2 separate regions of the Homo sapiens genome follow, and region 1 is linked to region 2. A link is a loop called in an ENCODE intact Hi-C map of the cell type or tissue named here. Cell type or tissue: HepG2. All regions are shown on one strand. Region 1 has its middle 28 kb from the start of PROM1. Region 2 overlaps TAPT1 (transmembrane anterior posterior transformation 1).

Region 1 (4,000 bases), 53 kb before region 2:
AGTTGGAGCACAATAAATATGCATTGAATGGGTGAGTGCCTATTCTCAGTAAGCAGGTTGTGTAGTGAAAAGAATATGGGATAAGCATCTAAACCTGGATTCAAATCTGGCTCTGCTACATGTTAGTTGAGTAGTCACTTTAAACCCATCACTTTACCTCTCTGCACCTAAGTTTCCTCATCGGAAATGGGGACTATAGCTGTATTTTAGAAAGAAGTGAGGTATAGGCTGGGCTTGATGGCTCACGCCTGTAATCCTAGCACTTTGGGAGGCTGAAGAAGGCGGGTTGCTTGAGTTCAGGAGTTCAAAACCAGCCTGGGCAACATGCCAAAACCCTGACTCTACCAAAAATACAAAAATTAGCTGGGCATAGTGATGCACTCCTCAAGTCCCAGTTACTCAAAAGCCTGATGTGAGAGGATCACCTGAGCCCAGGAGGTCAAGGCTGCAGTGAGCCATGATTGTACCACTGCACTCCAGCCTGGGTGACAGAGCCAGACTCTGTCAAGGAAGGAAGGAAGGAAGGAGGAGGAAGGAGGAAGGAGGAAGAAGGAGGAAGGAGGAAGGAGGAGGAAGGAGGAAGGAGGAGGAAGGAGGAAGGAGGGGGAAGGAGGAAGGAGGGGGAAGGAGGAAGGAGGGGGAAGGAGGAAGGAGGAGGAAGGAGGAAGGAGGAGGAAGGAGGAGGAAGGAGGAAGGAGGGAGGGAGGGAGGGAGGAAGGAAGAAAGGAAGGGAAAGGAAAGGAGGGAAATAAAAGTGAGACATACATTAACACACAAAGAAAATGAAATGTGACTGTAGTGTGAAGTATATTGTAGGTGCTAACAGATATTTCTGCCCCTCTTTCCTCCTTCCCTTTCTTCTACAAATATTATTGAACACCTTCTATGTGTGTAGGCATCAAGCCAAGTGTTCAGGACACAGCAAGACCAAGATAGTGGAGGGAAAAGTTTACTGTCTAGTTTGGGAGATGGATAAAAAAATCTGGAAACAAATAAACCAAACAAATCATTTCAAAAAGTGCTCAGAACTATCTGCCCATGTCCAGATTTTAATCGAAGTGGAAATCTCTTTTGTTCCTGACCCATGGGCCAATGCTGGGTGCTAACTGGGGTCAGGGGCTGGAGATTCTAGGCCTGACTCGGCCCTTGACCAGAGATACACAGACTTGGGGAACTACCTAATACTTCCAGGCCTCAGCTTCCTCATCCAAGGGCAGAATCTCTGAGATTCTTCTCATGGTCCAGTGGTCTGTGATTCATTTTTTTTCCCCAGGGTCAGCACTATATTGGAGTAAGTTTGTGATTTGTAGGGAGCTTAATATTTTAATTTATGAAAGGACCATTAAATTCCTTGCTAATAGACACTGTCATGCTGCTCAGCAGCTTCGTTAGCCAATCCATCCTGAGTCTTAAATTAAAGCCAGGAAACCCCAGGGTGTCACTCAGTGTTAATGTCTTGAAAGCATTAAGAGGTTTATAGGAGCTTATATTAAGCTTCCCAGCCACCTTCCTTCTTGAGTCAGCTTCCATTCTGCTCCAGCTTTCTAGATGCCACTCAGAGCAGCCCATGTTGGCAATGACTTTGATGGTGGTGTTTCAAAGACATTTTAAGTACAGTCATGTGTTGCTAAATGATGGGGATATGTTCTGAGAAATGCATTGAAGGCTATTTTGTTGTGCAAACATCACAGAGTGCACTTACTCAAACGTAGATGGTCTAGCTTACTACACACCTATGTATATGGTACAGGCTATTGTTCCTAGACTACGAACTTGGACCGCATGTCACCGTACTGAATACTGTAGGCCACTGTAACACATGGGTAAGTATTTGTGTATCTAAACATAGAAAAGGTACGGTAAAAATATGGTATTATAATCTTATGGGATGACCAAGGTGTGTATATGTGGTCCATTGTTGACTAAAATATTGTTATGTGGCACACGACTGTAACTGTGCACTGTAGAAGGCATTGCTCTGCAACAGCATGTCCTAGATGTTTTCGTGACATGACAAGTATGTTATACTCAGGGTCAGCTCTAGACAAAAATGTGGAGTATGCATAGGAGGAAGAACATGGACTTTGGGGCCAAACAGACGTAAGTTGAAGCCTATGTCCGCAGTATCTTGTGCGATCTTGGACATGTTTTTTCATCATTCAGAATTCCAATTTCATCATTGACAAAGTGGGAATAACAGCACCTATTTTACATGGTCATTGTAAGGATTTTATGGAAAGGACAGAGCTGGTGCTCAGTAGATTGGGGGCCTCTTAGAAGCTGCACCTCCATGTCACTCTCTGGAGTCTCTGCTCCCATCTGCTTTCCCCACTGTCCACCCTGGGTATGCAATCTCTGCCTCTTCCTCATTTTCCTGTGTCAGACATGAGCCTTTGAGGTATTCCTCGTTTTCCTATGTCAGACATGAGCCTTTGAGGTATTCAGAGATTTGGGGGAACTTTTCTCTCTCCTTAGCCCCAATCCTAGCACTGGAAATGACTTAGGCTCAAGCATCGCCCCATCCTACCAGCCACCTGCACATGAGAAAAAGGAGATTCCAGGAAGTTGTGTGCATGGAGTGTTTTATATCAGAGGAGTTAAAAGCGTGTGTTCTGGAGGTATATTGGCTGTGATTTACGGTCTATGTCCCCTTGATGAGTTATCTGACTTCTCTGTATTTCCGTGCCATCATCTGTATATTATGGCTAGCACCTAATACAGCATAACACTGTGAGGATCAAATGAGTTAATACACACAGAGCTTTGCCCAGCAACTAACATGTATTATTTCCAACAAGTATTTATTGAGTGTCTGCCCCATGATGGCTGGTGTCTTTTCTACTGTCACCGTGTCAGTCAGTGGGGAACAAGTGATTAAATCCCAGGTCTCTGACTCAAAACTGACCCTCTTCCCAGAGTATGCACATTTCCTCTTTCTTCCCTCCCCATCTTTCAAGCAGGAAAATGGGGAAGAAGGAAGGAAGGAAGGAAGGGAGGGAGGGAGGGAGGGAGGGAGGGGAGGGGAGGGTGGAGGGGAGGGTGGAGGAGAGGGGAGGAGGGAGGGGAGGAGGGAGGGGAGGGGAGGGAGGGAAGAAGGGAGGGGAGGGAGGGAAGAAGGGAGGGGAGGGAGGGAAGAAGGGAGGGGAGGGAGGGAGGGAGGGAGGAAAGGAACAGGTATAGGATTTAAACCTGCCCAGCATGCTCTCCCTCCTCCTCTGGGTTCAACTGAGCCTGAGCTCACTTCCATTGAGTGGAAGACAATGGATTCTATGGGGGTTTCTACATTTGATGTTCATGTCTACCTTTATCACATAGTGTGTGTAGACTCACACTCTCCCCTCAACCACAGATTCTTCATTCAGAATGGTCCAGTTCCAGTTACTGCACAGCTGATAGAGACAGTGAGGCTGGGAGGAAACAGGACAGATTTCACATCCAGGGCAGAACAAATGATTTCCTCCCTCTCATTCATTTGCCCGTTCTTTCATTTAAGAAATACTGACTGACTCTGTGTCATATACTGTGTAGTATTTCATCTAACCCTCATGAACCACACAATGATGGAGGCATCGTCCCATTTGCCAGATGAGAAAGGTGAGGTTCTAGAGGTAAGGAAATGGCAGAATGAGAATAAGTCTGTCTCCCTTGGTCTAGCACTGGATCATTATTGATCAAGCACTGATTATTATTATTATTATTTTAAGAAACAGGGTCCTGCACTGTCACCTAGGCCAGTGTGCAGTGGTATAATCATAGCTCACTGCAGCCTCAAGCCCTTGGGCTCAAGTGGTCTTCCCTCCTCAGCCTCTCAAGTAACTGGGACTACAGGAATGCACCACCACATCCAGCAAATTTTTTAAAATTTTGTAAAGATGGGGGGGTTTATTATGTTGCCCAAGCTGGTCTTGAACTCCTGACCTCAAGTGATCTTCCCACCTTGGCCTGCCAAAGTGCTGGGAGTACAGGCATGAGCCACTGCACCCAGCCCATTGATTATTTT
Region 2 (4,000 bases):
CTGCTGCTTGGCCAGGCAGGAGGAAGTTTTATAATCCATCAAGCTTCCCAGACAGTCAAGGCCGGAGGTCGCTCCTGTCCTGTGGTCTGACCCTCAGCCAGGCCATATTACTGGAAGAAAGATACTAAGATTTGCTTGCCAATAATAATTTAAGTTTTTAAATAAATATTTAAGTGCCATGTTTAGCATCTATTTGTCCTGGCAACACAGCACTTGTTGCCCCAGGACCCAGCTTCTTCAGCGCATGAAGCCACAGATTCAGTCAATTCGGTTTCCACAAATTGTGAACCTGTCTATCTCTAACAAATCTTTCTTTGAGGATCTGTGTTTTAATTCAGAATTGTCCTGCGTTATGTCCTTCTCGTCACCATCTGGAGTTGTCAAAAACTGATCAGAATTGCTTGTCACAAGTAATGGTATGATATTTTCCTTTTGATGAATAGGTTGTTTGGTGATGGAGGCAGACAGGTTTTCTTCTGTGGAAAGGCCTGTGATAAAATAGATCCATTAAATTAGAGAAAGACTTTTCTCCAATTATTAATAAATACAAACTTACCAATACAGTGGTGCTGAAAAAAGTGCCCATTATCCATGCTTTCCGATAAAGCAAATGATAACCAAATAGCATGTTGTATAAGCAGCCATCATTTATAATAAAACTTAGAGGCTAATCATCTGTTTGTTCAACTTTATGGAAGGGTACATTACATTGCTCGTATCACACAAACAATGCCATCACCCAACTGCAGAAAGATCACAACTCCTACATTACGGCTCCTCTCTATATAATCAAGACCTAACATGACTGTTGGCAGTCCTGAAACATTAACACTTGCTCCAATACAGAACATCAGGGAGTGGGCCAAGAAGACTTTACTACATTCCACCTGTCATCTGTAGTCACTTCAGCTACAGATGGTTTAGCATCATCATCTCTGGGAAGTCCAAACCAGAGGTTAAAAACAAACAAACAAATAAACAAAACCCCCAATGTTCATTTTAGGCCACAGAGATCCTGGAGCCTGGCTTTGGGGACAGCTGGGCTGGGGCCTGGAGAGACTCATCTGAATCATACATTCAATCCATGTAAGAACAGCTTCTTTGAGGCAAAAAAGACACACCATCAGCTGTACACATTTAAAATGTATAATCTGATGAGTTCTGACATGTGCATACACCTGGTCACACTACTGCCATGATGGAGGTAATGACACATCCAGCTCTCTTGTAGTAATCCCTCTCTCCTGCCCTCACCCCCAGAACCGCTGTCTTTTGTCTCTTTTACAACGTGATGAATCTGATGCAGCTTTGAGAGACAGCCCCCTCCCTCTCTTTAGCTTGACTTCAACACCCTCCTGCATGTTCTCCAGTCTGTGTTCTCCTGACCTCCAAGACATTCTGAGCAAACACTCAGGTCGTCATCCTGAATGTACTTCTCATAACATGACCCCTGAGTCAATGGCCCTGCCCTGCAGTACGTGCTTAAAGCTTTTATCCCCATTAGACTGGATCCTCCTTGAAAGCAAGAGTGACGCTTACTAACTTTTTGTTTTTATATTTTTTGTAGAGATGGGACTCACTAGGTTGCCCAGGCTGGTCTCGAACTCCTGGGCTCAAGCGCTGCTTCTGCCTTAGCCTCCCAAAGTGCTGGGATTATTAAAGGCATGTGCCACTATGCCTAGCCTAACTTCTTAACTAATATGCGTAACAAGAGAACACGTACAGGCCCCACTATGAATTACCTAGTTGGTTGAAAAAAATGCAATCCTTATTACTAATAGTGTTCTTATAATGAAAAAAATAATTTCCCAGTGATTATACACATTGTTATTTTACTTTATTTTCGCTTCCGGTTAAGTACAGATGATGAGCACAGACCCACTTTCAGGTAGGACTCCAGTCCAGCCCAACTCTCCTCTCCTCCCTCTTTCTGAAGCACACTCCACACTTGCCATATTGAGCTGCTAGTTCTCCAGACGCTTTTCCAGGTCTCCATGATCTAACTCATGCTGGCCCTTCTGGAGTGCCCTTTCCACCAGTCTGCCCTGGGCCAGTTTCATCCTTCAAGCTTTTAGTTTAGAAGAACCCCCCTCTCCTGTCCCTCCAAACCCTCTGCTCACCTATTTGGACCCCTGTAGTTACATGAGGCCTTGAAGGACATCCTTTATTTTTCTCTCTTCAGCATCTCCTCTATGACCTTGCACACAGTTATTCCACACATTTAAAAACACATCATTTAGGCCAGGCATGGTGGCTCATGCCTGTAATCCCAGCACTTTGGGAGGCCGAGGCAGGCGGATCACGAGGTCAGGAGATCGAGACCATCCTGGCTAACATGGTGAAACCCCGTCTCTACTAAAAATACAAAAAATTAGCTGGGCGTGGTGGTGGGCGCCTGTAGTCCCAGCTACTCGAGAGGCCGAGGCAGGAGAATGCCGTGAACCTGGGAGGCGAAGCTTGCAGTGAGCCGAGATCACGCCACTGCACTCCAGCCTGGGCGACGGAGCAAAACTCCGTCTCAAAAAAAAAAAAAAAAATACATCATTTAAACTAAAAGTTATATGAACAAATACCTCTGTGAACAGGGAACTGCCACCTAACAACAAAAATTAAGTCAACGTCCCAGTTCTTCCTCCAAATCTTCCAACCCAGAAACCCTGGAATCATCCTGAACTCACCTATTCTTCTCACACTGCATAACTTCCTCACCAGCAAATACTTCACGCAAACCTCCCAGGTCTATCCAGAACCTGGCCAGGTCTCCCTGCTCACACCACCTACCCTGCTCCTGGCCAGATAGCTGCCTCTCTGGTCCCTACCTCTGGGCCCACCCCTCTGGAGTTTATTTTCCACAAAGCTTGAGAATGATCCTTTTAAAATGTCAGCTGCACCATGCCACTGCTCCGCTCAAAGCCCCGCAACAGCCCCCTTCCACCTGGAAGGTTCTCATAACAGCCTGCAGCTCTCCATGGTCCCCAAGACCCCCTCTCCAGTCCTTTTCCCTGGGATGGGCCACTGCAGCCATCTGGCTTTTAATGTCCTTTGATGCGCCAAGCATCTTCCTGCCTTGGTGCCTTTGCTGGGCCTGCCGGGCCTCTGCCTGGGAGCTGCTCCTGGAAGGCTGGATGTGCTGTCTCGGGCTCCAGGACTCTGTGCAGTGCCATCTCCTCACACTTGGGGGAGGGCCCAACTCCCTGTTGTACTTCCCTTTCCCCGTCCTGCTTTTGTTTTCTCTGCAGTTCCCCGTCACTTGACATAGTGCATATTTATTTCTCTCTACCCCTCTTCCCGACAATCTAGAACAAGCTCCATGGGAGCAGAGAATTGCCTTTCCACCCCACTGCTGTATCCACTGGAGCTGATGTGTCGCAGATGCTCAATGTTGAACAGCGAATGAGTAAATGGAAAAACTCAGAACACTGGGCCAGGTATATATGGGATGAAATCTAAAACACAACCATTAAAAGACCCAAAAATCTATGCAAAGGGAAACCAATCTTTAAAGCGTTGCTTAACATTGATCAAACTGTGATTTAACTCTTTGAAAATGATCCAGGGAAGTGAAGAAAGGGACCAAACCTACCTTGAGAGGGTTTACATTTGTTCTGTGATTTACTGGACGGCTTGCCTGGAGTGCAGGTTGCGGGAGGATTCGACAGCTTCTCTTCCATTTTGGCTTCCTTCACATACTGGCACGATTTCCCCAACAGCACGATGCTATTAAGTACTTTCAGGGATATCAACCTAAAAACAGAAACAAAACAAACCACATCCGTTGGAATTCATCTAAATCCCTGTGAATGCCATCTACTACCATGGCTAAGGAGAAGGTGGGGGGGCATGGGACGGTGACAGATTAGGGATTTAGAGGAACTTACACAAATCTTGAGTTTTCTGAGGCCTCCTTGTCACAAAGAAAAACTTCGGAATTCCTTAGTTCTCTTTTTTTTTTTTTTTTTTTTTGAGACAGAGTCTCACTCTGTCACCCAGGCTGGAGTGC

What was found. Peaks named below come from ENCODE experiments on the same cell type or tissue, not always from the same donor. Only the 100,000 strongest peaks of a DNase experiment are listed, where the experiment ranks them.
Region 1: it touches region 2 in a loop (2.0-fold over the local background); 1 of 110 quality-filtered maps calls a loop at or near these places.

The regions. Positions count from the first base shown.
Region 1 is chr4:16,109,629-16,113,628 of GRCh38, forward strand. No RefSeq gene overlaps it. Among named protein-coding and RNA genes, the nearest start is that of PROM1, 28 kb to the left of the region's middle. In HepG2, no CTCF peak of the experiment used is centred here; a DNase peak (open chromatin) is centred at 2,073.
Region 2 is chr4:16,163,050-16,167,049 of GRCh38, forward strand. TAPT1 (transmembrane anterior posterior transformation 1) reads right to left here. Exons shown (of 14, transcript NM_153365.3): 13 at 3,584-3,744; 14 at 1-488. The coding sequence ends at 259. Among named protein-coding and RNA genes, the nearest start is that of TAPT1, 61 kb to the right of the region's middle. In HepG2, no CTCF peak of the experiment used is centred here; no DNase peak of the experiment used is centred here.